Regions from separate parts of the Homo sapiens genome. Here region 2 is linked to region 1. Evidence: chromatin loops called from intact Hi-C (ENCODE). Cell type or tissue: A673. All regions are shown on one strand. Each heading gives the region's core, and the rest is flanking DNA. Links, peaks and the distances in the headings are about the cores only. Region 1 holds the start of LOC105371467 (a long non-coding RNA gene). Region 2 overlaps CD48 (CD48 molecule).

Region 1 (15,234 bases), core at 585-8,584:
CTGAGGTTCTAGTTCATATGCATAGAGTGAGCTCAGGGACGTCCTTCTTGTCTTTGGAAACTATGACCTAGGGGATGAAGGACCGTGGGTAGATGACAGAGATTCTTATGCAGCCCCTTCTTTCCACTTCAGGCCTTCTTGGAGCGATACTTGGCGGCTGGACCTACCATCCAGTACCACAAGGAACGCTGGCTGGCCAAACAGTGGACATTGGTGAGCGAGGAGCCGGTGACCAACGGCCTCAAGGATGGCATCGTTTTCCTCTTAAAACGCCAGGACTTCAGCCTGGTGGTCAGCACCAAGAAGGTCCCATTCTTCAAACTCTCCGAGGAATTTGTGGATCCCAAGTCACACAAGTTTGTCATGAGGCTGCAGTCTGAGACCTCAGTGTGACTGTGCAACAGCAGGGGGAGTGGGAAACTCTGGGGGGTCCTGAGGGGGTGGGAGGGGGCTTGGTTCTCAGGCCCAGCCACATTCCTGCCACCCTTCTTCTTCTTGCTCTTTTTTTTTTACTTGAATTAACGCACCCCCACCTTCTCTCCTCGCTTCTTCCTTATTTTACCCCATGTGAACCTGGAGAGACCATCCTGCTGTCAACAGTACCTGGGAAGGACTCCCACCTCACCAACAACTTTTGTATTACTCTAGGCCCTGCAGGAATCAGTGCCTCTCTCCCTCTTCTTTCCCTAGTCTTTTCCCAGATTACAGTCTCTCCTGAAAGGGCACAGGGCCCTGCTGATTGTACTTTCCCCTCCTGAGCCCCGACTCACAAATCCAAGTTCTTAAAACATTTCTCTTCAGTGGCCCAACAGGGTTTCTCTGGGGCACATGGACATGACTCCAGAGAGCCACAGTGCCAAACTCCTCCAGGGCAGCAACTGGCCCTCCTGTCCCTCACCCCAGCCACAACAAACCCTGGGTTCTAGGGCAGGGATACTCCTGCCACACAGCCCGAGTTAGAAATCTCCTTGCTAGGAGCATTTGCTTCCACATATATTTAGAGCAAAGAAGGATCCCATCCTTTTCCCAGAAATCTCCACCTAATGTTTTTGGTTTGTATGGTCACGTGACCATAGGCAACCACGTGGAAACCCTCTGTGACCACTTTTCCAGGGACTTAGGGGAAGGTACCTTTCTTCCAATGTGTCTTCCTAGGCAGCCCCTGAGGAGGAGGGCTGAATAGATCCCTGAGGTTTTGGAGAGACCCCCATCACTGACTCCTGCTCCCTAACCCTACCCTCACTTTCGTCCCCGCTCTTCCCAGTGAAGGATGGTATGTAGACTCCTGTACAGACATAGTGGCTTGCAGACCCTGACCCAGCCCCTGTGGTCTTAGACAAATGTTTTTATTTTTGTCACCAGCCACCCCTGTCCTGCCGCCTTCTCTCGACTCCAGAGACCTGTTGCCTCATCTCTTTTGGGGAAGAGCCGGCAGCTCCTCCTCATCCCCTGCCTTAAGTCCAGTTCTTTGCCTCAGGGGTCTCGTTTCCTTGGCCTTCCAGGGTCCCCACCCCTTTTCTCCCTGCCTGATTCTCTGAGCTCTGGGCTCCGTCTGTATTGGGTTGAGGGGCAAGGATTACTGCCTTTTGTAGGTACTTCACCCCTCACCCCATTTTAGCTTCCATAGTCTTTGCACCAAATCCAAATTCTTGATAATTTAGATCTCATTTTGAGCAAAATTTGCTGGCCCTCTAATAAATATTTTCAATATAAATCTGAGCCTTTGACTCAGACATTTTTGCCAAGGAGAGTAGAATTAGGAAGTACCCATATACATCCAGCCAGGATCCACATGGAGGACCTTTCTGATGGCTGCAATGACTAGGCCATTCCTCTGAGTAACTCACAGTGTCCTTTTGTAGGCCCTTCTTTTCCCTGAAAGACTGGTTGGTACTTACCTTGCAGAGCACATCCTGGGATAAGATCCCCAGTGTCTCCCCTGGGAGGCTCCCCCTCTGTGTAGCACCAGCCCTGGGAATGATGGAGCCTAGTGATCGGGGTTTCTCCTGCTGTCCTTTCTGCAAAAGTTCACTTGTTTACCCACCGCATGCTAGAGAGGAGCTCATTGGCCAATGCTTACCTTGTCCCCAAAGGGGTGGGTTGTGGAGCTCACTTAGGCAGGGCCTCTGGCTGGGGCCAGGGTTATGAGATAGGCCTGTATGAAATATGTCCTGTTCTGGGGGTCTGTCTCTTTTCTTCTCTTCAAAAACTTTGTGTCAGAGAGTCCCTTCTGAGTCACATAAATACCTCACTATCCTGGAAAACAGGGCCTGGATGGTGACTGGGGTCATTGCCTTTGTGGACAGGATGGAGTGTGGTGTGGTCTGAGGAGCAGGTTGGGGTGGGGGAGAGGGAAAGGATTTGGGATCTTAGTTGCTGCCCTAGGTTAGGGGCTGGGGAGTGTTTATTTTAAGATCCTGCCATGTTTTTAATCACTGTGATTTTTTTTTCATTCCCCTTTCCTAAAAAAAATTTTTTGCCTCCAACTCTCTAAGCACTAAGGGCTGTGCCTGAGAATGGTAGCATTTTGGTCTTTTGCTTCAGAACTGTGGTATCTTTGTCTTTTTTCATTATTATTATTATTATTATTATTATTATTACTATTGTTTTTTAAAATGTCAGGATGAATTGTCAGACATATGGCCATGTGTTTGTCCTCTGCTTCTCCCCTGTGGGAAGTTGTCTCCATGCTGTGAACTGCTGTGGGGTGTGCAGCTGACTCAGTCCCTCTGAGCAGTTTCCCCACTGTGTCTGTCCCATCATGCGCTGGATCTGCTCATTCTCCTGCTGTGGGGGTATGCCCACCTCTTACCCCCTTGACACCATAGGGCTGCTGTGGCTGGGCCTCACCAGCACTGTCTTTTGTGTGACTCATGGCATCCTCGTTCATCCCCACCGTGCCTAGCAGGCCTTCCTTTTCACCACCTCGGAACGCTTGCCTTTCCTCCCTCCACAACAGGACGCTGTGCCTCAGTCCTTCACCTACCTCGCCACTCTGCCACTGTCCCCATTGGTCCTTTCTCCTAAACTGGTCTTTGTGCTCTCTTTGTTTTTTCTTATTTCCCTCTTGTCTCTCATTTTTTCTTCCCATTCCCCTCCCATTTCAGCCCTTAACTTTTCTCTTTCCCATCTCCACTCAGTATTCCAATGGCAAACCCTGATGATGTAACACCTGCGATGAGACATCGGACTCTCCGGAACTTTCTCATCTGACACGTCTTTTTCCCAGGGTTCGTACTTCTCCTCCATTGGTCCCAGGCTAACTCCCCTGTTCCTCTGTGGTGTCTGTCAGTCCGTCTGTCTTCTCTTTCCTCTGCCCTTCCCACAGGGCAGTATCTGCTGATGGATTCAGTCCTGGTGTGTGATTGTTGTGATTTGTTCTTCCGTGCGCAAAAGGAAGAGGGCTTTTTGAGTCCCTTCCAAGTGAGATTGTAAATGTAGAATTTTCCACTGTTGGATCTAGATTTTTTTTCCTTTTTTTTGGGGGGGTGGGGTTACAGAGCTGAGACCTTGTGCATGCATGTAGAAAATTGTAAAATGTAAATTTTTTTTAATATATAAAAAGCTTGTTTCTACAGTTTGCAGTGGATCTAAACATTACGGCAATTTTAGGATTTTTTTCTTAAACATAGGAACTAAAACTGTACAAATTTTTTTTATATAAAATAAAGACATTTGACTTTTGTGGGGGCATTCTGTTGCTTTTCTTTCTTTACAGGAATGGGAGCAAATGAGGGCCAGGGAATAATGAATATATTCCTTGTTAGGGAGGGAATGGGCAGGAGGGGGCAGTGTGAGCTCATCATTGCTCTGCAGGCCTTCAGGGTGTGTTGGAGAGAAATGGGAAAATGAAAAAGGAAATTGCTTATTCTGAATCCTGATTCTAAAGAGAGAGAAACAACAATGTGAGGGCTTAACCACTTCCTGGTGTAGTTGTCAGGATAGAGAAAGAAAGATTACTTCCTGGGTCCACCCTCCTGAGCAAGCTTGTGTCTGTATGGCCTCTAGGGCAGGAGTGGGTTTCTAAAACGTATTTCTAAAACATAAAGTGCCATAGGAATTTCAGGGGATAGTTGAGATTTCAGTCAGTGGTGACAGCCCATCACAATTCATTGAGACAAGTTTCTGTAGTATATATATTAGTTCTAAATATGTAGAGAGTTCAGTGCTCTGTTGTCACTGTAATGCATGTAATCAGGTACTAAAATCACCCTCAAGAGATTGGGTCCCTTCTCCCAGTCTTACCTGGGCCTGACCTCTGTGACTTTGGGCAAGATGCTTAGCATGTAAACAGCCTGCTAAGGTTAAAAACAAGCATTTCTGTATGGAGGTGGCCTATTCACTAGATTTCCTCCTCCTCTCCCCTGCCTCATACTCTGCCAGGCTCTGGGGATGCAAAGGCAAGAGAGGCTCCATCCTGGAGGATGACCCAGTTTACAGGGGTGACAGGCTGGGTGACCCTAGTGCAAGGCTTCATGGCGTGTTCTCAGGCAGAGTGTAGACAAACCCTGGCTGGATTCCAAGGAGCTCGGGGAGTTTCCTTCAAGAAATCTAGGAAGTTTGTTTAAGACTCAAGATGGGGGAACACACTCACCTTGAGATTACATTTTGTTCATCTAAGTATTCCTAGAATTGAAACCAGTTCCTCGCATATAGTTGGTCCTCAATAAAAAATTGTTGCATGAATAATGAACTGAACAACTAACAATACAATAGGGGCTCATGAAAGGGATCATATACTTGCTTCTCCCTTTAAAATTGCACTCCAGTCTTTCTCATGTGAAAACAAACAAAAATACTTCCCTTGAAATTGCATCCCCATTCTCACGGCTCTGTTCTTTCTGTAACTAGGTTTGTAGAATAGTTTCACTTGCTGTTTCCAGTTCATTTCAGAGTCAACTTGTGACTTACATTGTGACCAAATTTCTACCTTAGCATGCCTCTGAAATTATTCTTGTTCTCAACAGCCAAGTATAGTAAACACCTTTTAAGTTTATTCTTTATTTAGTGCCTATGATGTTCCCAGCCTGATACTAAAGTACTTTCTCTGGTAAAGATACTGGATATGGTCCTGCCCTCACTGAGCTAACCTTGGTGGACCCTTGAGAAGGCTAGTTAACCTCAGGGACCTCCTCTTGTAATGCTGGCCCCAGGAATTCATAGATTTAAAGCCAGACCTCAATATTTGATTGATAAGATCATATTTTCTCTAGAGGTTTGCTGCAAGCAAAAGTGATAATCCTGACCATTTGTCAGGCAGCAAAGGGTATTTGTAACTTTTGTTTGAAAGGATGTGTTTTCCACAGAAGTTCTTCACATAGCACTGAAGTTAGGGACCCAGCTTGGTGGATTGTCAGGGTCATGCCTGGGACTTCATGACATTATATGTGATTATATGTGATTACATATGCTGCCCATGTGTGATTTTTGTTTTTTAGCCTTTGCCTTTGAAATACAGCCGAGAGGGGGAACTGGGGGCTGGGGCTCTGGCTGAGGAGACATAAAGATCTTTAGACCAAGGTCTCAGTGATTTGTTATTAGTTTTTTATTTTTTAATTTTAATTTTTTTGTTACTATTTTTTTTTGTTTGTTTGGGATAGTTTAATGGCTTCTACAGACTGAAAGTCAGCTTGCTTAAGGTAACCCTTGGCTTTTTTGTTACTTTAAGCATATGATAGTAATGCTCTTCCAATTGCCAGGAAGGCTGGGGTAGGGGAAAGTCAGCCTTTGGAAAAGCACTGCAGCATTAGTGTACACATGGTCATGGAAGATGCTAGAGAGATAATAAAGGACCACCTACATAGTAAATCTTGGAGAATAGTCATCCCTGTCTAGCTCCCCAGTTTCTTTTCAGGCTGAGAATGGGGTCCATTTCTCTTGGTACAAACGGCAGGGCAGACATGACATCCTACCTGCTCATAACAGTGAATGCCACATTTGAGTATGTAGAATAGTGGGAGAAGGTACTGGTTTAGAGTTGGGAAACCTGGCCAAGGCATTGGCTTCTCTCATTTCATCTCAGCAAGTTTTGGGGGCACACTTACTGTGTGGTAGGCATTGTGATACAAAGATAAATAAAACATTGGCCCCCTCCCCTTGGAGCTCATGGGACTTTTGCTAGATAAGTTGGGAAATTTTATTTTGTCATATGTTGTAGGCAACCCGAGGAAGCACACTATTTTCCTGGAGGTGGTAAATACCATCTGTAAAAGGCAGACTGAAGCCAACAGTGTGTGAGGGTATTGAGCCTGATATGTAAACTATTTTGATGTCACTTGTCAAAAATAGCCATCTGTACTCTGATATCCTGTAAGGGGAATGACTTTGGTTATAAGGTTATAAAAATTAGGAGTATGGCTGGGCGCAGTGGCTCACGCTTATAATCTCAGCACTTTGGGAGGCCGAGGCGGGTGGATCACCTGAGGTCAGGAGTTCGCGACTAGCCTGGCCAAGATGGTAAAACCACGTCTCTACTAATAATACAAAAATTAGCTGGGCGTGGTGGCACATGCCTGTAATCTCAGCTACTTGGGAGGCTGAGGCAGGAGAATCACTTGAACCCGGGAGGCAGAGGTTGTGGTGAGCCGAGATTGGGCCACTGCACTCCAGCCTGGGTGATAAGAGTGAAACTCTGTCTCAAAAAAAAAGAAAAGAAAGAAAAGAAAAAAGAAAAAAAAAATTAGGAGTATGAGATCTTCGGTTGTGTATTGTCCCTTCTTGCTTTTGGGCACAATTAGGTCATGCTGCTGCTTCACTTAGGGTAAGTATGTGGTTAAAAGTATGTGGTTTTAGGATTTTTTAGGGCAGTGGAACTACTGTGTATGTGCTATAAATGTGGATACTTGGCATTATACATTTTTCCAAACCCATAGGATATACAGTACCAGTAGTGAAGCCTAATGTAAATTATAAGCTTTGAGTGATTAATTGGAACAAATGTACCACTCTGGTGGGGGATGTAGATAATGGGAGAGTCCATGCAAGTGTGGGGGCAGGGCATGTATAAAAAATCCCTGTACCTTCCACTCAATTTTCACATGAAACTAAAACTACTCTAAAAAGGCTATTTACATTTGAGATCAGGAGTTCGAGACCAGCCTGGCCCACATGGTGAAACCCTCCCCCGCTGTCTCTACTATAAATACAAAAATTATTTTGGTGGAATGCGCCTGTAATTCCAGCAACTCGGGAGGTCAAGGCATGAGAATCGTTTGAACCCGGGAGGTGGAGGCTGCAGTGAGCTGAGATTGTGCCACTGCACTCCAGCCCGGGCAACAGAGCAAGACTCCATCTCAAAAATAAATAAATAAATTACAAACAAACTCTATTTAAAAAAACCTGACTAAGAAGACATCAAGCACAACTTTACCTAATTCTAGACACCGCTCTAGTAATAAAAGTGATAGTATTATAGGTACTTGTGATTCAGGGGAAAAAAATGCAGGTGTGTGCTGTTTCCCCTGAATCCCTTAACAGTGTCACTATGGAGCTTGGAAATCTGTTAAAGACCACTGAAGAGGAAGCTGAAGCTCTGTTGGTCCATCAATAATACTGTGACAACCAAAAATTTGCATGAGGGGACTTAAATGAGTCAGGAAACATGTGATTTAACTTAGTGAAGATTTTCACTCCTTTCAAGTTCCTGTTAATGTTAGTTCTCTTTGACATAAGAATGTGTGATTTTAGGGTGGGGTTGGCTGGGATGGTTTTTACTGTAATAAAGAACACTTGTTGAAGGACTTCTTGTCTTCTGTCAGTTTACTTATATCTTAACACAGTACCTCTGGCCTCAAAGATGGAATCCAGTTGAAGTGAAAGCAGATCCAAACTGTATCATCAGGGAAAGCTGAGCTTGTAGAATTCATTTTCAGTGACTGGTACGAGATTGTGTACTTCTGGTTTGGAGCATATTGAAGAATTCGACCCTGGGCAACCTTTTTCCTGGAATTGAAATGTTCATCGGGTTTTTACTCTGTCTTGAAATAGGTCCCCAAAATAGAGTTTTTCAAACTTTAATGGTGCGTATAGCAAGTGTACAAATCACTTGGGGATTATGTGAAATACAGACCCTGATTCAACAGGTCTGGGTAGGGTCTGAGTTTCTTCATTTCAAACAGGTGCCCAGGTGTCTTAGTCAGCTCAGGCTGCTGTAACAAAATACCATAGACTGACTGGGGGTCTTAAAATCCAGAAATTTATTCCTCATAGTTCTTGAGGCTGGAAGTCCGAGATTGGGCTGGCAAGCATGGTTAGGATCTGATGAGGGATCTCTTCTTGGCTTATAGGATGCTGCTTTCTTGCTGTGCCCTCACATGGCAGAGAGAGAGAGAGAGAGAGAGAGAGAGAGAGAGAGTGAGAGAGCGAGGTTTCTTATGTCTCTTCTTATAAGGGCACTAATTCCATCACGAGGGCCCTAGTCTCATAACCTCATCTAAATCTAATTACCTCCCAAAGGCCGCATTTCCAAATAACATCAAATTGGGGGTTAGGCTTCAACATATGCATTCTGGGGCAACACAGTATAAAGCACCAGGTGCTGCTGCTGATGTTCTACAGACCTTATTTTGAGCAGCAAGGCCCTAAAAGAAGCTTAATATACCCCTGAAAATTTGAGGGTCCTAAACACGCCTTACTTAACTCTAAGATAATTGATGCAAGAGATCAAAATTGTTAAGAGGTCTAAATTTTATGAATGTAATAAATAGTTTGGTAAGGTCATTGTTGCTCATGCTATAAAATTGTGCCACCTGTATCAAATTGTGATTTTATGAGAATCTTAAATGATATGTTGTGAGATAGGCCTTACGTGTGGAGTTTATACAAAAGCAGTTCAGTATGCAACTTAACTGATCCATGAGACGTTAATAATGACACAAAAAAAGGGCCAAAATGAGATCTTATCACTAAAGGCCATAGAAATTGAAGGAGCAGTTTCCAATATAAATTATCTTTGGCTAGAAATTTTTTTGCCAACATGACTGTATTAGTCTATTCTCATGCTGCTATGAAGAAATACCCGAAACTGGTTTAATTGACTCAGTTTCTCATGGCTGGGGAGGCCTCAGGAAACTTGCAATTCTGGTGGAAGGGGAAGCAAACACATCCTTCTTCACTTTGTGGCAGGAGAGGGAATGAGAGCCAAAATGCTGCCAGTCTCTTTGCGTTGCAAGAGTGACATTTACTTCAGTTCTTAACAAGTTCCTCATCTCCATTTGAGACCACCTCAGCCTGGACTTCATTGTCCATATCACTATCAGCATTTTGGTCAAAGCCATTCAAAAAGTCTCTAGGAACTTCCAACCTTTCCCACATTTTCCTGTCTTCTGAGCCCTCCAAGTCTCTAGGAAGTTCCAAAGTTTCCTGTCTTCTTCTGAGCCCTCCAAACTGTTTTAACGTGTGCCTGTTACCCAGTTCCAAAGTCACTTCCACATAATTGGATATCCTTATAGCAGTACCCCACTCTCTGTTGTACCAATTTACTGTATTAGTCTGTTTTCATGCTGCTATGAAGATATACTCAAGACTGGATAATTTATAAAGAAAAGAGGTTTAATTGACTCACAGTTCCTCATGACTAGGGAAACCTCAGGAAACTTACAATCATGACAGAAGGCAAAACAGGCATGTCTTACATGGCGGCAGGTGAGAGAAGTGAGTGCCAACTGAAGGGGGCAGCCCCTTATCAAACCATCAGATCTTGTGAGAACTCACTATCATGAGAACAGCATGAGGGTAACCACCCCCACGATTCAATTATCTCCGTCTGGTCTCTCCCATGACACATGAGGATTACGGGAACAAAAATTTAAGATGAGATTTGGGTGGGGACTCAGCCAAACCATATCAATGACCAATAGAACAGAGGAAATTCATGAGTTTTACCATATTTAGATAGTTTCAGATAAGGTGACTTAATGTACTTCAATATTTGCATTAATTGCTATGGGTATAGAATGAAAGTGTGATCCTTGAATATCTGAGACATGTCTCAGTTAATTTAGAAACTTTATTTTTCCAAGGTTGAGGACACATGCCCATGACACAGCCTCAGGTCATGATGACCTGTGCCCAAGGTGGTCAGAATACAGTTTGATTTTATACATTTTAGGGAGAGATGAGACATTAGTCAATGTATGTAAGATGAACATTGGTTTGGTCTGGAAAAGGCAGGACAACTTGAAGCAACGGTGGGGCAACTCGAAGTGAGGAGGGGGGCTTCCAGGTCATAGGTAGATAAGAGACAAATGGTTGCATTCTGTTGAATTTTTGATTAGCCTCTCCGAAGGAGGCACTCAGATATGCATTTATCTCAGTGAGAAGAGGGGTGACTTTGAATAGAATGGGAGGCAGGTTTGCCTTAAGCAGTTCCTCGCTTGACTTTTCCATTTAGGTTAGTGATTTTGGGGCCCCAAGATTTATTTTCCTTTCACAAAAGTAACACCATATTTCAATAATTGTAGGTAGCATCATATATCAATAATTTAGAAATATGTTCTCAAGTTTCTTTGCCCAAGTGGTGGTCACTGTACAAACTTCAAGATCTTAACGACCTTGTAGTTAAATGTTGCTGGAAACTGTCTTATCTGTGTTTACTGTTTTTCACTCATTCTGTCATTTAACCAATATTTGTTGAGCACCTTCTATGTGCCAGGAGCTATGCTAGGTATTGGTGGCATGGCACTGAATAACATGGACATAGTCTTTGTTCTCAGATAGTAATCACTTAATTTCAAAGGTGATGAATGTAGTGATGAAGTATAGGGGACTATGGGATCTTACAGTAGGAAACTGACCAAGGTTGTCAGGAAAGGTTTCCTTGAAATAAAGGATGGGGCACAACATCTTTTTGACTGGGAAGAGCTTCCTCATTCTCTTCAATAACCAAACTCTATCCAAGAAATTGCTGTCTAAAAATTGAGTGTCAAAGTAATTGGACCTTGGAAGTTGTCAAAAGATTTCTTGAGAAGGCTAGCAAGGATGTATAGCAAGGGGAATGCTTGTACACTGTTGGTGGGAATGTCAATTAGTACAGCCACTATGGAGAACAGTATGGAGGTTCCTCAAATAACTAAAAACAGAACTACTATATGATCCAACAATCCCACTGCTGGGTGTACGCCCAAAGAAAGGAAATCAGTATTTCGAAGAGATGTCTGCACTCCCATGTTTATGGCAGTACTATTTACCATAACCAAGATATGGAAGCAACCTAAATGTCCATCAATGGAGGAATGCATAAAGGAAATGTGGTACATATATACAATGGAATTCTGTTATTTGCAACGATATGGATGGAACTGGAGGACATTATATTAAGTAAAATAAGCCAGGCACAAAAAGACAAACATCACATGTACTCATTCACATATGGGAGCTAAAAAAAATTGAAGTTATGGAGAGAGAGACTAGAATGATGTTTACCAGAAGCTGGGGAGAATAGTAGGTACAGGGGGATAAACAGGGAGTGGTTAATGGATATAACAGTACAGTTAAATAGAATGAATAAGTTGTAGTATTTGGTAGCACAATAAGGTGACTGTAGTTAACAACAATTTATTGTATATTTAAAAATAACTAAAATAGGGGAATTGGAATGTTCTTAACACAAATAAATGATAAATAAATGCTTGAGATGATGGATACCCCAATTACCCTGATTTGATCATTACATACTATATGTCTGTATCAAAACATCATATGTGCTCTGTAAATATATACAACTATTACGTAGCCATATAATTAAAAATAAAAATGAATTTCTGAACAACTAAGGGACTGCTATTTTACTAAGACTCTGATGGCAACTGAAATAAAAGTTACAAATGAATCTTTTGTTTTAAGAATAAAATCAAAGACAGGGAGAAGAATTGGAACATCTAATGTACGCTGTGTATATGTACACATAATTGCTCGACACTAAAGAGAAGAGGACCTTTGTGGAGCCCCTCATGTTTATACCACAGAACCCATACCTGGTACTTGCTATTTCTCAGCTGCCATGGTTCTTTCTGAGGGCAGCGTCTTGCCAAAGCTTACCAACCGTTTCTGAAATAGTATTTACTATTTGAGGAGAGCTCTGAGTTAAGCATTTTCAGTTCAGATGTTGTTTTCCCCTTGAATTTTCAGCAAACCATGTGGAACCTCTGCTTCCTCAGATTCCTGGTATGGTGCCATATTGTGGTCAAAGAGATGTCCAAGAAGTCCTGTTTGCCTCAGATAGTACCTCACAGAGTGTCAGTATCTTAGGAGGTCATTACTGGTCCAGACATTCTGTCTTCATTAAGTAATCAAAGGGAAATAACATTCTGGAAATGGAATAAAACCAGCCATACATATAAAAGAGCAATTATAAATAAGAATGTTAATTTATCAATTTATAACAACTGATAGATCTAGTTTGGGAACTGGAGTTGGTCATTTGTACAGGTATATTCCTGATGGGACAGTTCAAATTGATAAATTAGCATTTGTCTATTAAATACAGAACCAGACAGGAGGAATTGGAAATTCTGAAGGACATCATTAAATGTTGCAGTACTTCAGTCCCCTTTTCTCTTTTCTACATACTACCCATGGGTATCCTCATCTCATCCCAAGGCTTTAAATACCGTCTGTGTACCAGATAGCACAGCATAGTAGTAATGAACATGGGCTCTGGGGTCAACCTGCCTGGGTTTTTCTTCTGGTTTTGCTCCCAGTAGCTATGTGGCCTTGAGGAAATTTTCTGTTTCTTTATCTTTAAAATGAAGACAATAACACAGTGCCAACCTCACAGGGATGTTGGGAGTGTAACTCAGAAAATATTCATAAACTACTTAGATATGCCTGGCATGTAGTAAGTACCCAATAAATGTTAGTTATATACCAAGTACTCCCAAATCTCTATTTCTTGCCCTGACTTCTCCCCAGAATTCTAGACTTATAAATCTAAGTGCTTATTTGACATCTTCACAAAGACATCTAAGAGATATTTCACACTTACTATAGAAATTAGTAGCCTAGGGAGATAAAGATAATGTTTGTCTGTGGGGCAGAGAGCAATGATTTTACCAGGCTCTTGAGTACGGATCTGTGTCAGTAAGCAATCTGCGCTTACTTTCAGTTTCAAGTGACTGGTGGTGATCCAGGTTCACGTAAACAAATTCTGTTTGTGGTCTACCCAAACATCTATATCCTCACTACCAACACCATTTATTTTAGCTGTGGGGACCCCTTAACTAGTGGCCACTGCCTTATTGCTTGTTGGCTTGTGCCATGGGGCTTACTGTTTCATCATAATAATAGCCCTCCCTCCTTCTGCCCAGAGGAGAAAGAACAAATACCATTTGGACAGCTTGCTTCAATCCAAACTAATACCCCTCAGCCCCATTAACAGGTAGAACAGTGGGTATCCTCATTCTCCACCTCTCACTCACTACTTGGATGAGAACAGTCACTACTGGATCCCCAGGAGTCTCTCAGATCTTCCAAACAGGCCTGCAAAAGGGCCATTGTACTTTCCTCTTCCCGAAAGCCCTATCTCTGTCAGCATCTCGTCCTCATTGCCAGAACTTCCAACAACTATGAAAAGCCTGAGATTTTATGCCACTTCTAAACTAATAAGTTTGTCTGTTAGTTTCATGGGTACTGACAAAAAACATGAGACTCCTGGGTCAGAGACAAAGGACTTTATTACACTTGGCCCAGCAGGTAGCATGAACTTCATATTTGCATTAGTTCTCCTTGCCTCTAAGTTCCACTGGGTGATACGGAGCAGCCAATCTGGATGCTCTGCATACAGTAAGTTTATGTCATGGTTGAGGAACCCTGGGATTAGGAAACCCTAGTATTTTAAAGAGCGTTTACTTGAGACACAAATATCTTAATACTGTGACCACTTTATGTAGTTCTTTCCCAGACTTCCTTTTTACTGCTTTTCCAATATTGTTTTTCATTTAAGTGACTGACAAGGTGGTCAACCTGTTAACATGCTGCCCATGATTCAATGTAGATATGTACCTCAGGCAATCTCTCCTTCCAAACAAAGTGTACAACTAGATATGCTGCTTCAAGTTCTGCCTGCTGGAGAGATTTTCTTTCATTACTGACTTTGAAGCCTCTACTGAGTGAGGTTCACTGTAGTGGAGAGGCCATTCTCATTCATCTGGGGCTGACATAGCATGCAAATCCAGGCCCATGCTCTTTCTTCCTCCATTAACTGTTCATAGGGAATTCCTCATGAGGCCGTCGGTGTAGAGCAAGGGAGAGGTGGAAGAGTAGCTGGAATTACAAAGTCCCCTGCTTATGCAGCATACTTGTGTATTCTGGACCTGTTCAGACCCATTTTTGTATATTCCACTTCTGTTTTATAATGAATTCCTGTTAGGTAATTCAGTTTTATATTTGGTGGTTCAGAAAACACCCAGTTCATGATGGACAGTTTGCGTTGCATGATAATTTGGTGTCCCGAGGCAGACATTCAATTTCTACCAGCTCTCAGAAGCAAGCTAGGAATTGCTTTTCAAATGGCGAAAGGTTGTCAGCACAAGTGGACATCAGCTTACTGCAAATCTCCTGGGGGGATATCAAAGACTTCCAAGGAGGAAAAAAATCAATCTAAATTCGATTACAAAGAAATGCAAGAGACTCCAGGCCTCAATTTCTTTGCTTTGTATAAAGGTAAAAATGATAGATTTATTACAATTTGAGTTATAAATTTAAATTTACAATTTAGTTACAATTTTAAAAGGCTAAAAGAAGCTTTTTTGTACCAAGCTGTAGAAAGTTTTAGTATAATTTGGTAAAACGATAAGAGAACTTAATTTTAATTAAGTTTTACTTACACTCCTAATAAAAAGAAACCATGTAATAAATTAAATTATTTTGTGAATTTGGGGTTAAATTATGTCTACCTTTTTTTGCTGTTTTTTCCACAGCATGAAATAAAAATGCAAGCATGGCATATTAATTAATTCAATAATTTGTATTTCTGTTTTAACAAAAAACTAAATTAAATGGAACTATCTAAATTTCAGTTGAATTAAGATAGTTAATTAAGATAGTTCTAAGATAGTTAATTAGAACTAATTAACAATTGTCCTATAAGTGAAATAAGTAATTATCGCCTATCCATTATTTAAAAATATGTAAATCTAAACATAGATATATGCAACTACATTGAGTTATAATTTAAATAAGTGGTATATCTGTATAACCGGTTCTTTTATAGAAATCTTAGGCAATATTGCAGATTAT
Region 2 (15,072 bases), core at 2,294-10,293, 260 kb after region 1:
AGAAAAAGAACTCAGCGATATTTCTCCCATTTGCTTTTGAAAGAAGAGAAATATGGCTCTGTTCTGCCTGGCTCACCGGTGGTCAGAGTTTAAGGTTATCTCTCTAGTTTCCTAAACATTGCTGTTATCTTGTTCTTTTTTCAAGGTGCCCAGATTTCATATTGTTTAAACACACGTGTTCTATAATTTGTGCAGTTAATGCAATTATCACATGGTCCTGAGGTGACATACATCCTCCTTGGCTGACAGGATTAAGAGATTAAAGTAAAGACAGGCATAGGAAATCACAAGGGTATTGACTGGGGAAGTGATAAGTGTCCATGAAATCTTTACAATTTATGTTTAGAGATTGCAGTAAAGACAGGCATAAGAAATTATGAAAGTATTAATTTGGGGAACTAATAAATGTCCATAAAATATTCACAATCCACGTTCTTCTGCCATGGCTTCAGCCGGTCCCTCCATTTGGGGTCCCTGACTTCCTGCAACATCTCTCCCTTTCTTTTTATATAAATGTGCCATGGCAATGAAGGCTTGTTCATTCTCTTGATTTTGACACAGGATTCTTTGAGTGGTCTGGGACACTAAAAACAAGCTGATTAAACACAGAAACATATTCCAAAATTTACTACAGTGGAGCCCCCAGTAGACTTAATCCAAGTAGTGGGGTTTAATCCATAAAGATTTTCTGCCACCTGATCTAATGCCTCAGCTCCAGGCATGATGGATAAGTGAGCTTGAGAGGCTTCAAAAATTTGTTTCTTTAATTTAGTTATGTCCAATGATAAATTATCTTCTCTACCTAGAAGGTGTCCTTTGACCATTTCCTATGAATGATCAGTCTCATTATAGGAATACGGGGTGATGCAGAAATCTGAAGTATTCCAATCGCACTGCATTTGCATGTGATGTTTGAGACTCACTACCTGATCTCCAAGCCAAATAACAGACTGTCTTAAATCATTAATTTGACTTGCCAATTTTTGATGGATGCCTTGTTGAGAATTCCACATTTGGGTGGAATTGGCTTGCCAATCATTAACAAAATGAGCCGTTTGAATAGATTGATGTAATGCCATTCCATCAGTGGTGGCCATTGCAGTGACTGTAATTAGGCCCGTGATAACAGCGATTAAAGTGAAAACAAATCTCTTAGATCTTTTTAGAATTTGCTGTAGCACTTCATTAATTAAATGTATTGGGGGGAGGATTCGCAAGGTCTAGGTAAAGTTACTGGAATCCAGATTCCTTCTCAAACTCGAACCAACATTACACTTTTCCTGGAGTCAAAATGGGAGTTAATACAAGTGTATAGATGACAATTAATGCATTGGAAAGTTTGATTATTTGTCCAAATTTTAATATTTCCTACTAACAGCATGTAAGGAGGCTTAACACAACTCTGTATGGGAATAGTCAGGTTGGAGGTAAGTAAAGCAGAATGTCTGGGTCTATGTTGATACTGAGAGAGTGGGACAGTAGTGGGAACAACAGTCAAAATAGTTTTCCCTTCCCATACTCGCAGTCCAGACATGGCAATAGCCAATTTCCAAAGTTCTGGGTGTTCTGGGCTCAGAATGGGGAGTATCATACGAGGCTTGGGGGGCGGGTAATGCCTTTATCTTCCCATTTTAAGGGAAAGAATGAGCTGATCCTCCTATGCAAAGTAGAATGATGATTCTCGTTCTCCTGATAAGAAATAAAATAATTAGCCTCCAGGAATTCCCTTCCACTAGAGGAGCAATTATTTTTTAAATAGCCCTTTGGTGCCCAGTCTATTACTAAACCATATGAGTCATTTTTTAATATTACTGCATGTGAGTTAACACAATCATCCTAAATTAAAGTTTTAGATGGGCCCTCAAAATTTTTAGGGCATGGTTTTCCTGCAGGTTTATATTGAAAGTATGGGGTATCTCCCATTACTTCTCCTTTCATTTGTTTTAAAGGAGAAAGGGAGAGGCCAGAGACTAAATGTCCTATTTTATCTGTAGCTGATGTTTTCGGAAGATAAGCAGCCTAGAATTGAGTTTCTAGGTGGATGCAACCAGGTGCATGTCCGAGGCACAGAGGGGGGTATTTATAATCTATGGTAACATTAAATGCAGTGCCTTCTTCTCCTGGTTGAGCAGGGCAACGGTCATCTGTGGCTCTAGGCATCTACACACTATCATTAGTGTAGATTTCTGCAGGAGCATCTATCTAGGTGAGAGGTCGAATAAGTGGAGGAAAAGGCACATAAGCCTAATAAGAATAATTATGTGTAGCAGGTAAATCAGTGTGAGAGGAAACTGGTGAGACAGAAAGTATAAGGAGGAGAATCATTAAATAAAACCTAGTGTAAGTGAGATTGAGTGCTGAAGGAGGAAGAGAAGAACAGAGGGATGTTATTTTCAGGCTAATAGAAATGGTGAGATTTTTAGGTTTGTAAGGAGAAAAAGAAAAGTAATCAGGAGAAGTGGGATTAGTTAGATGGGTCTCCACTGCCATCAGGGAGGATTGATTTACACCTATTGTGATTTGGTGTGCCTGTTTCTGAGGAGTCAGCAGAGATCTCACCACGTCTGAAGGCAATCTCTGACACAGATGTTTTTTGTCTGTGGTTTTAGTTGTCAGTATTCACCTGAAGCTTGAGTCTTCTGGTGGGTACCTAGACATGGGATTGATGATCTCCTGGTGAAACACAAGCATATCCTCTTCCCTACGTTATAATTGTGCCAGGTTCCTAGGTATTGGTTTGAGAGTTTTTCCATAACACTGACTTGCCTTCGTTTATGGAAAATTTTTTGCCTGTATAATGGCGTTTGGCTGCAGTTACAGTATTATCTTTAGGAACATTTAAAAAATTTAAAGTAAATAATGCCAAATGTAATTGGGAGTGTGGAGTAGTTAAATCATGTTTTGGTTGTTCAGACTGTTTGGACAATTGGGTTTTTAAAGTGCGATTGGCCTGTTCCACCACAGCCTGTCCTTGAGGATTGTAAGGGATTCTAGTAATATGGGAAATTCCTTACTGTTGTATAAATGAATCAAAAGCCTTACTAACATATCCAGGGGCATTGTCTGTCTTTATTTGATATGGAAGCCCCATAACTGCAAAGCAAGAATACAGATGTTTTTAAAAATGGGCCGTGCCTTCCCCTGTTTGTCAAGTAGCCCAGATAAAACCTGAGAAGGTATCTACTGAGACATGCACATATGACAGTCTGCCAAAGGAGCTAACATGAGTCACATCCATTTGCCATCAAGCATTAGGAGTTAGGCCTCTAGGCTTAACACCAGGTTCCTGATTTGGAAGTACGAAGACCTGGCACTGAGGGCAGCTGTGAACAATAAACTTAGCCTGTTTCTAGGTAAGAGCAAATTTATCTTTTAAGCCAGTGGCATTGACATGAGTGAGATTATGGAACTCCTGAGCTTCTTGGGTCATTAAAGACACCAAACAGTCAACTTCATGGTTACCAGCAGACATGGGTCCTGGTAAAGTGGTATGAGACCTAATATGTGTAATATAGGAAGGGTGTCTACACTGGTGAACCACCTGTTGTAACCTTGAAAATAAAGAAGCCAATTCAGAATTATCAATATGTTTGATAGTAGCAGTTTCTATATTTTTAGTGGCATGTACAACATAAGCGGAATCTGAGACTGTGGGGAAAAGCAAGAGAGGTCAGATTGTTACTGTGTCTGTATAGAAAGAAGTAGACATAGGAGACTCCATTTTGTTCTGTACTAAGAAAAATTATTCTGCCTTGAGATGCTGTTAATCTATGACCTTACCCCCAACCCCGTGCTCTCTGAAACATGTGCTGTGTCAAACTCAGGGTTAAATGGATTAAGGGCGGTGCAAGATGTGCTTTGTTAAACAGATGCTTGAAGGCAGCATGCTCATTAAGAGTCATCACCACTCCCTAATCTCAAGTACCCAGGGACACAAAAACTGCGGAAGCCTGCAGGGGCCTCTGCCTAGGAAAGCCAGGTATTGTCCAAGGTTTCTCCCCATGTGATAGTCTGAAATATGGCCTCGTGGGAAGGGAAAGACCTGACCGTCCCCCAGCCCGACACCCGTAAAGGGTCTGTGCTGAGGAGGATTAGTATAAGAGGAAAGCATGTCTCTTGCAGTTGAGACAAGAGGAAGGCATCTGTTTCCCGCCCATCCCTGGGCAATGGAATGTCTCGGTATAAAACCCGATTGTACGTTCCACCTACTGAGATAGGGAGAAACCACCTTAGGGCTGGAGGTGGGACATGCAGGCAGCAATACTGCTTTGTAAAGCATTGAGATGTTTATGTGTATGCATATCTAAAAGCACAGCATTTAATCCTTTACCTTGTCTATGATGCAAAGACCTTTGTTCACGTGTTTGTCTGCTCACCCTCTCCCCACTATTGTCTTGTGACCCTGACACATCTCCCTCTCGGAGAAACACCCACGAATGATCAATAAATACTAAGGGGACTCAGAGGCTGGTGGGATCCTCCATATGCTGAACGTTGGTTCCCCGGGCCCCCTTATTTCTTTCTCTATACTTTGTCTCTGTGTCTTTTTCTTTTCCAAGTCTCTCATTGCACCTTACGAGAAACACCCACAGGTGTGGAGGGGCAACCCACCCCTTCATCTGGTGCCCAACGTGGAGGCTTTTCTCTGGGGTGAAGGTACACTCGAGCGTGGTCATTGAGGACAAGTCGACAAGAGATCCCGAGTACATCTACAGTCAGCCTTACGGTAAGCTTGTGCACTCGGAAGAAGCTAGGGTGACAATGGGGCAAACTAAAACTAAAAGTAAATATGCCTCTTATCTTAGCTTCATTAAAATTCTTTTAAAAAGAGGGGGAGTTAGAGTATCCACCAAAAATCTAATCAAGCTATTTCAAACAACAGAACAATTTTGCCCATGGTTTCCAGAACAAGGAAATTTAGATCTAGAAGATTGGAAAAGAATTGGTAAGGAACTAAAACAAGCAGGTAGGAAGGGTAATATCATTCCACTTACAGTATGGAATGATTGGCCCATTATTAAAGCAGCTTTAGAACCATTTCAAACAGAAGATAGCGTTTCAGTTTCTGATGCCCCTGGAAGCTGTATAATAGATTGTAATGAAAAGACAAGGAAAAAATCCCAGAAGGAAACGGAAACTTTACATTGCGAATATGTAGCAGAGCCGTTAATGGCTCAGTCAACGCAAAATGTTGACTATAATCAATTACAGGAGGTGATATATCCTGAAACATTAAAATTAGAAGGAAAAGGTCCAGAATTAGTGGGGCCATTAGAGTCTAAACCACGAGGGCCAAGTCCTCTTTCAGCAGGTCAGGTGACCGTAACATTACAACCTCAAGCGCAGGTTAGAGAAAATAAGACCCAACTGCCAGTAGCTTATCAATACTGGCCACCGGCCGAACTTCAGTATCGGCCACCCCCAGAAAGTCAGTATGGATATCTAGGAATGCCCCCAGCACCACAGGGCAGGGAGCCATACCCTCAGCCGCCCACTAGGAGACAATCCTATGGCACCACCTAGTAGACAGGGTAGTGAATTACATGAAATTATTGAGAAGTCAAGAAAGGAAGGAGATACTGAGGCGTGGCAATTCCCAGTAACGTTAGAACCGATGCCACCTGGAGAAGGAGCCCAAGAGGGAGAGCCTCTCACAGTTGAGGCCAGATACAAGTCTTTTTAGATAAAAATGCTAAAAGATATGAAAGAGGGAGTAAAACAGTATGGACCCAACTCCCCTTATATGAGGACATTATTAGATTCCATTGCTCATGGACATAGACTCATTCCTTATGATTGGGAGATTCTGGCAAAATCATCTCTCTCACCCTCTCAATTTTTACAATTTAAGACTTGGTGAATTGATGGGGCACAAGAACAGGTCCGAAGAAATAGGGCTGCCAATCCTCCAGTTAACATAGATGCAGATCAACTATTAGGAACAGGTCAAAATTGGAGCACTATTAGTCAACAAGCATTAATGCAAAATGAGGCCATTGAGCAAGTTAGAGCTATCTGCCTTAGAGCCTGGGAAAAAATCCAAGACCCAGGAAGCGCCTGCTCCACATTTAATACAGTAAGACAAGGTTCAAAAGAGCCCTACCCTGATTTTGTGGCAAGGCTCCAAGATGTTGCTCAAAAGTCAATTGCCAGTGAAAAAGCCCGTAAGGTCATAGTGGAGTTGATGGCATACGAAAACGCCAATCCTGAGTGTCAATCAGCCATTAAGCCATTAAAAGGAAAGGTTCCCGCAGGATCAGATGTAATCTCAGAGTATGTAAAAGCCCGTGATGGAATTGGAGGAGCTACGCATAAAGCTATGCTTATGGCCCAAGCAATAACAGGAGTTGTTTTAGGAGGACAAGTTAGAACATTTGGAGGAAAATGTTATAATTGTGGTCAAATTGGTCATTTAAAAAAGAATTGCCCAGTCTTAAATAAACAGAATATAACTATTCAAGCTACTACAACAACAGGTAGAGAGCCACCTGACTTATGTCCAAGATGTAAAAAAGGAAAACATTGGGCTAGTCAATGTCATTCTAAATTTGATAAAAATGGGCAATCATTGTCGGGAAACTACCAAAAGGGCTAGTCAATGTCGTTCCAAATTTGATAAAAATGGGCAACCATTGTCGGGAAACTAGCAAAGGGGCCAGCCTCAGGCCCTGCAACAAACTGGGGCATTCCCAATTCAGCCCTTTGTTCCTCAGGGTTTTCAGGGACAACAACCCCCACTGTCCCAAGTACCTCAGGGAATAAGCCAGTTACCACAGTACAACAATTGTCCCCCGCCACAAGTGGCAGTGCAGCAGTAGATTTATGTACTATACAAGCAGTCTCTCTGCTTCCAGGGGAGCCCCCACAAAAAATCCCCACAGGAGTATATGGCCCGCTGCCTGAGGAGACTGTAGGACTAATCTTGGGAAGATCACGTCTAAATCTAAAAGGAGTTCAAATTCATACTGGTGTGGTTGATTCAGACTATAAAGGTGAAATTCAATTGGTTATTAGCTCTTCAATTCCTTGGAGTGCCAGTCCAGGAGACAGGATTGCTCGATTATTACTCCTGCCATATATTAAGGTTGGAAATAGTGAAATAAAAAGAACAGGAGGGTTTGGAAGCACTGATCCGACAGGAAAGGCTGCATATTGGGCAAGTCAGGTCTCAGAGAACAGACCTGTGTGTAAGGCCGTTATTCAAGGAAAACAGCTTGAAGGATTGGTAGACACTGGAGCAGATGTCTCTATCATTGCTTTAAATCAGTGGCCAAAAAATTGGCCTAAACAAAAGACTGTTACAGGACTTGTCGGCATAGTCACAGCCTCAGAAGTGTATCAGAGTACTGAGATTTTACATTGCTTAGGGCCACATAATCAAGAAAGTACTGTTCAGCCAATGATCACTTCAATTCCTCTTAATCTGTGGGGTCGAGATTTGTTACAACAATGGGGTGCGGAAATCACCATGACCGCTACATTATATAGCCCCATGAGTCAAAAAATCATGACCAAGATGGGATATATACCAGGAAAGGGACTAGGAAAAAATGAAGATGGCATTAAAGTTCCAATTGAGGCTAAAATAAATCACGGAAGAGAAGGAACAGGGTATCCTTTTTAGGGGTGACCACTGTAGAGCCTCCTAAACCCATACCGTTAACTTGGAAAACAGAAAAACTGGTGTGGGTAAATCAGTGGCCGCTACCAAAACAAAAACTGGAGGCTTTACATTTATTAGCAAATGAACAGTTAGAAAAGGGACATATTGAGCCTTCATTCTCGCCTTGGAATTCTCCTGTGTTTGTAATTCAGAAGAAATCCAGCAAATGGCGTATGTTAACTGACTTAAGGGCTGTAAATGCCGTAATTCAACCCATGGGGCCTCTCCAACCTGGGTTGCCCTCTCCAGCCATGATCCCAAAAGATTGGCCTTTAATTATAATTGATCTAAAGGACTGCTTTTTTACCATCCCTCTGGCAGAGCAGGATTGTGAAAAATTTGCCTTTACTATACCAGCCATAAATAATAAAGAACCAGCCACCAGGTTTCAGTGGAAAGTGTTACCTCAGGGAATGCTTAATAGTCCAACTATTTGTCAGACTTTTGTAGGTCGAGCTCTTCAACCAGTTAGAGACAAGTTTTCAGACTGTTATATTATTCATTATTTTGATGATATTTTATGTGCTGCAGAAACGAAAGATAAATTAATTGACTGTTATACATTTCTGCAAGCAGAGGTTGCCAATGCAGGACTGGCAATAGCATCTGATAAGATCCAAACCTCTACTCCTTTTCATTATTTAGGGATGCAGATAGAAAATAGAAAAATTAAGCCACAAAAAATAGAAATAAGAAAAGACACATTAAAAACACTAAATGATTTTCAAAAATTGCTGGGAGATATTAATTGGATTCGGCCAACTCTAGGCATTCCTACTTATGCCATGTCAAATTTGTTCTCTATCTTAAGAGGAGACTCAGACTTAAATAGTAAAAGAATGTTAACCCCAGAGGCAACAAAAGAAATTAAATTAGTGGAAGAAAAAATTCAGTCAGCGCAAATAAATAGAATAGATCCCTTAGCCCCACTCCAACTTTTGATTTTTGCCACTGCACATTCTCCAACAGGCATCATTATTCAAAATACTGATCTTGTGGAGTGGTCATTCCTTCCTCACAGTACAGTTAAGACTTTTACATTGTACTTGGATCAAATAGCTACTTTAATTGGTCCGACAAGATTACGAATAATAAAATTATGTGGAAATGACCCAGACAAAATAGTTGTCCCTTTAACCAAGGAACAAGTTAGACAAGCCTTTATCAATTCTGGTGCATGGCAGATTGGTCTTGCTAATTTTGTGGGAATTATTGATAATCATTACCCAAAAACAAAAATCTTCCAGTTCTTAAAATTGACTACTTGGATTCTACCTAAAATTACCAGATGTGAACCTTTAGAAAATGCTCTAACAGTATTTACTGATGGTTCCAGCAATGGAAAAGTGGCTTACACAGGGCCAAAAGAACGAGTAATCAAAACTCCATATCAATCGGCTCAAAGAGCAGAGTTGGTTGCAGTCATTACAGTGTTACAAGATTTTGATCAACCTATCAATATTATATCAGATTCTGCATATGTAGTACAGGCTACAAGGGATGTTGAGACAGCTCTAATTAAATATAGCATGGACGATCAGTTAAACCAGCTATTCAATTTATTACAACAAACTGTAAGAAAAAGAAACTTCCCATTTTATATTACTCATATTCGAGCACACACTAATTTACCAGGGCCTTTGACTAAAGCAAATGAACAAGCTGACTTACTGGTATCATCTGCATTCATAAAAGCACAAGAACTTCATGCTTTGACTCATGTAAATGCAGCAGGATTAAAAAACAAATTTGATGTCACATAGAAACAGGCAAAAGATATTGTACAACATTGCACCCAGTGTCAAGTCTTAGACCTGCCCACTCAAGAGGCAGGAGTTAACCCAGAGGTCTGTGTCCTAATGCATTATGGCAAATGGATGTCACGCATGTACCTTCATTTGGAAGATTATCATATGTCATGTAACAGTTGATACTTATTCACATTTCATGTGGGCAACTTGCCAAACAGGAGAAAGTACTTCCCATGTTAAAAAACATTTATTGTCTTGTTTTGCTGTAATGGGAGTTCCAGAAAAAATCAAAACTGACAATGGACCAGGATATTGTAGTAAAGCTTTCCAAAAATTCTTAAGTCAGTGGAAAATTTCACATACAACAGGAATTCCTTATAATTCCCAAGGACAGGCCATAGTTGAAAGAACTAATAGAACACTCAAAACTCAATTAGTTAAACAAAAAGAAGGGGGAGACAGTAAGGAGTGTACCACTCCTCAGATGCAACTTAATCTAGCACTCTATACTTTAAATTTTTTAAACATTTATAGAAATCAGACTACTACTTCTGCAGAACATCTTACTGGTAAAAAGAACAGCCCACATGAAGGAAAACTAATTTAGTGGAAAGATAATTAAAATAAGACATGGGAAATAGGGAAGCTGATAACGTGGGGGAGAGGTTTTGCTTGTGTTTCACCAGGAGAAAATCAGCTTCCTGTTTGGATACCCACTAGACATTTGAAGTTCTACAATGAACCCATCAGAGATGCAAAGAAAAGCGCCTCCACGGAGATGGTAACACCAGTCACATGGATGGATAATCCTATAGAAGTATATGTTAATGATAGTGTATGGGTACCTGGCCCCACAGATGATCGCTGCCCTGCCAAACCTGAGGAAGAAGGGATGATGATAAATATTTCCATTGGGTATCATTATCCTCCTATTTGCCTAGGGAGAGCACCAGGATGTTTAATGCCTGCAGTCCAAAATTGGTTGGTAGAAGTACCTACTGTCAGTCCTAACAGTAGATTCACTTATCACATGGTAAGCGGGATGTCACTCAGGCCACGGGTAAATTATTTACAAGACTTTTCTTATCAAAGATCATTAAAATTTAGACCTAAAGGGAAAACTTGCCCCAAGGAAATTCCTAAAGGATCAAAGAATACAGAAGTTTTAGTTTGGGAAGAATGTGTGGCCAATAGTGTGGTGATATTACAAAACAATGAATTCGAAACTATTATAGATTGGGCACCTCGAGGTCAATTCTACCACAATTGCTCAGGACAAACTCAGTCGTGTCCAAGTGCACAAGTGAGTCCAGCTGTTGATAGCGACTTAACAGAAAGTCTAGACAAACATAAGCATAAAAAATTACAGTCTTTCTACCTTTGGGAATGGGAAGAAAAAGGAATCTCTACCCCAAGACCAAAAATAATAAGTCCTGTTTCTGGTCCTGAACATCCAGAATTGTGGAGGCTTACTGTGGCCTCACACCACATTAGAATTTGGTCTGGAAATCAAACTTTAGAAACAAGATATCGTAAGCCATTTTATACTATCGACCTAAATTCCATTCTAACGGTTCCTTTACAAAGTTGCATAAAGCCCCCTTATATGCTAGTTGTAGGAAATATAGTTATTAAACCAGCCTCCCAAACTATAACCTGTGAAAATTGTAGATTGTTTACTTGCATTGATTCAACTTTTAATTGGCAGCACCGTATTCTGCTGGTGAGAGCAAGAGAAGGCATGTGGATCCCTGTGTCCACGGACCGACCGTGGGAGGCCTCGCCATCCATCCATATTTTGACTGAAATATTAAAAGGCATTTTAAATAGATCCAAAAGATTCATTTTTACTTTAATTGCAGTGATTATGGGATTAATTGCAGTCACAGCTACGGCTGCTGTGGCAGGAGTTGCATTGCACTCTTCTGTTCAGTCAGTAAACTTTGTTAATTATTGGCAAAAGAATTCTACAAGATTGTGGAATTCACAATCTAGTATTGATCAAAAATTGGCAAGTCAAATTAATGATCTTAGACAAACTGTCATTTGGATGGGAGACAGGCTCATGACCTTAGAACATCATTTCCAGTTACAGTGTGACTGGAATACGTCAGATTTTTGTATTACACCCCAAATTTATAATGAGTCTGAGCATCACTGGGACATGGTTAGACGCCATCTACAGGGAAGAGAAGATAATCTCACTTTAGACATTTCCAAATTAAAAGAACAAATTTTCGAAGCATCAAAAGCCCATTTAAATTTGGTGCCAGGAACTGAGGCAATTGCAGGAGTTGCTGATGGCCTCGCAAATCTTAACCCTGTCACTTGGATTAAGACCATCAGAAGTACTATGATTATAAATCTCATATTAATCATTGTGTGCCTGTTTTGTCTGTTGTTAGTCTGCAGGTGTACCCAACAGCTCCGAAGAGACAGTGACATCGAGAACGGGCCATGATGACGATGGCGGTTTTGTCGAAAAGAAAAGGGGGAAATGTGGGGAAAAGCAAGAGAGATGAGATTGTTACTGTGTCTGTATAGAAAGAAGTAGACATAGGAGACTCCATTTTGTTCTGTACTAAGAAAAATTCTTCTGCCTTGAGATGCTGTTAATCTATGACCTTACCCCCAACCCCGTGCTCTCTGAAACATGTGCTGTGTCAAACTCAGGGTTAAATGGATTAAGGGCGGTGCAAGATGTGCTTTGTTAAACAGATGCTTGAAGGCAGCATGCTCATTAAGAGTCATCACCACTCCCTAATCTCAAGTACCCAGGGACACAAACACTGCGAAAGACCGCAGGGACCTCTGCCTAGGAAAGCTAGGTATTGTCCAAGGTTTCTCCCCATGTGATAGTCTGAAATATGGCCTCGTGGGAAGGGAAAGACCTGACCATCCCCCAGACCAACACCCGTAAAGGGTCTGTGCTGAGGAGGATTAGTATAAGAGGAAAGCATGCCTCTTGCAGTTGAGAGAAGAGGAAGACATCTGTCTCCTGCCCATCCCTGGGCAATGGAATGTCTCAGTATAAAACCCGATTGAACATTCCATCTACTGAGATAGGGAAAAACTGCCTTAGGGCTGGAGGTGGGACATGTGGGCAGCAATACTGCTTTGTAAAGCATTGAGATGTTTATGTGTATGCATATCTAAAAGCACAGCACTTGATCCTTTACCTTGTCTATGATGCAAAGACCTTTGTTCACGTGTTTGTCTGCTCACCCTCTCCCCACTATTGTCTTGTGACCCTGACACATCCCCCTCTCGGAGAAACACCCACGAATGATCAATAAATACTAAGGGAACTCAGAGGCTGGCGGGATCCTCCATATGCTGAACGTTGGTTCCCCGGGCCCCCTTATTTCTTTCTCTATACTTTGTCTCTGTGTCTTTTTCTTTTCCAAGTCTCTCGTTCCACCTTATGAGAAACACCCACAGGTGTGGAGGGGCAACCCACCCCTTCATGAGACAATATTTAAAGGTTTGGGGAAATCCTGTAAGGCAGTAATCACAGCAATTAACTCCGCCTTTTGAGCAGAAGTATAAGAGGTAGAAATAAGTTTGTCTGTAGGACTTACATAGCCAGCATTGCCATTACTGGAGCCATCAGTGAACACTGTAACGGCCTCAGGAATGGGTTGATTTTTGGTTAATCGAGGAACCACCTAAGAAGTCATTTTTATAAAATCAAATAATTTGTTTTTTGGATAATGATTGTCAATAACGCCAATAAAATCAGCCAAGTGAATTTGCCACAGTACAGAATGTTGAAAGGCAGCTTGAACTTTGAGCCAATTTAAAGGAACTACAATTATATTTGGATCAAATCCAGAAATTTGAAGTATTCTGCACCAAGCCTGTCTAATTAATATGGCTATTTGGTCTAGATAAACAGACAAAGTTTTTGAGACAGAATAAGGAAGAAAACATCACTCCACTAAATCATTATGTTGAACTATTAGTCCAGTAGGGGAGTGTAATGAAGCAAAAACTAGAAGCTGAAAAGGCTGAAATGGCTGTACTCTAGATAACTGGGCAGTCTGGATTCTTTCTTCTACAAATTCCAGTTCTATTAAAGCCTCAGAGGTCAAAATCCTGGCGCTGTGGAGATTGGAATCTCCCCGCAACATAGAAATCAAGTTAGACAGTGCATAGGTTGGAATGCCTAAAGTAGGTCTTAAATAATTAATGTTACCTAAAAGTTTGTGGAAGTCATCTAAAGTTTTTAAAGAATCTCTCCTAATTTGAACTTTTTGAGGTTGAATACATTGTTTATCGACCACCATTCCTAAATATTGAACAGGAGTGGTCTGATGAATTTTATCTTGAGCAATGTGTAATCCAGCCTCTATAACACAGCAGCTCAAAATTTGGTAACAGTCAATTCTTTATCAGTGGGGGCAGCAATTAAAATATCATCAATATAATGATGAATATAGGCCTCGGGAAATTGGGCTTGAACTGGTGAAAGCACTTGCCCAACATAAAGCTGGCAGATTGTAGGGCTATTTAGCATTCCTTGAGGAAGTACTTTCCATTGATAATGAACTGCAGGTTCCTGATTATTGATAGATGGTACAGTAAAAGCAAATTTTTCACAATCTGATTTATGTAAAGCAATATAAAAAAAAATCTTTAAGATCAATAACTATGAGAGGCTAATTTTTAGGTATTAAAGCCAGGTTGGACGGCCCCCATAGGTTTAATTACAGCATTAATGGCCCTTAAATCGGTTACCATCCGCCATTTGCCTGATTTCTTTTTTACTAGGAACACAGGAGAATTCTAAGGGGAAAGAGAATGTTCCACATATCCAAGTTGCAACTGCTCAGAAACCAATTGATTTAAAGCCTCCAGTTTTTCTTTAGAAAGCGGCCACTGCTGAACCTAAACGGGAGTTTTAGGTTTCCATTGTAAGGGAATGGGATCAGGAGGTATGGCAGTGGCTGCCACTAAAAAGAATAACCTAAACCAGCCCTGTTTTCTTTTATAGTGACTGGGAGGGGTTTGGTAATCCAGGAACAAACCTTATATTTTCCATCATATGCTGACTGGGAGCACTAGAAGAGTTATGTGGAATATTAATTTCAGCCCTCTATTTTGCCAGTAAATCTCTACCCCAAAGATTAATGTGAATTGGCATGATATAGGGCTGAATTGTACCTTTTTGACCATCAGGGCCAGTGCAAAGCAAGATAAATGTGCTCTGATAAATTTCCTCGGCCTTTCCAACACCTACTAGTCCTACCTTAGTGGGATGTTTAAGCCAAGAGGAAGGCCATAAACTAGAGGAAATAACAGAAACTTCGGCACCAGTATCTACTAGGCCCTCAAACTTTTTTCCTTGAATGTGTATGATGCAGGTGGGCCGTTGTTTAGAAATTACATTAATCCAGTAAGTGGCCTTTTCACCGCCGGAGCCTATCCCAGGGCCACATGTCTTATCGCCTTTGTTTAAAATGATATTAGGTAGTAAAAGCAGTTGAGCAACTGACTCACCAGACGCAATGGAAATAGGAAACTTGGCAGACACAATTAATTTAATCTCATCAACAGAATCAGAATTAATGAGACCAGTATGAATGGTGAATCCTTTAGCAGAGGTGGATGCTCTACCTAACACCAGGCCCACTGAACCTTGAGGTAAAGGGCCAG

The links. Peaks named below come from ENCODE experiments on the same cell type or tissue, not always from the same donor. Only the 100,000 strongest peaks of a DNase experiment are listed, where the experiment ranks them.
Region 2: a loop joins it to region 1, with 5 times the contacts of the local background. A loop is called at or near these places in 4 of 110 quality-filtered maps.

The regions. Positions count from the first base shown.
Region 1 is chr1:160,424,986-160,440,219 of GRCh38, forward strand. VANGL2 (VANGL planar cell polarity protein 2) reads left to right here. Exons shown (of 8, transcript NM_020335.3): 8 at 133-3,685. The coding sequence ends at 393. It overlaps LOC105371467 (a long non-coding RNA gene), which reads right to left and starts at 13,192. Exons shown (of 3, transcript XR_922202.3): 1 at 13,097-13,192; 2 at 11,973-12,305; 3 at 7,880-7,941. RefSeq lists an enhancer at 4,883-5,112. In A673, for the core only: a CTCF peak has its summit at 3,769 (motif pointing right); a DNase peak (open chromatin) is centred at 3,826.
Region 2 is chr1:160,687,136-160,702,207 of GRCh38, forward strand. All of the region lies in intron 1 of CD48 (CD48 molecule), which reads right to left. It overlaps LOC124904439 (endogenous retrovirus group K member 18 Env polyprotein), which reads left to right. Exons shown (of 1, transcript XM_047438433.1): 1 at 1-15,072. The coding sequence starts at 10,193. The coding sequence ends at 11,875. Among named protein-coding and RNA genes, the nearest start is that of CD48, 17 kb to the right of the region's middle. In A673, for the core only: a CTCF peak has its summit at 5,484; no DNase peak of the experiment used is centred there.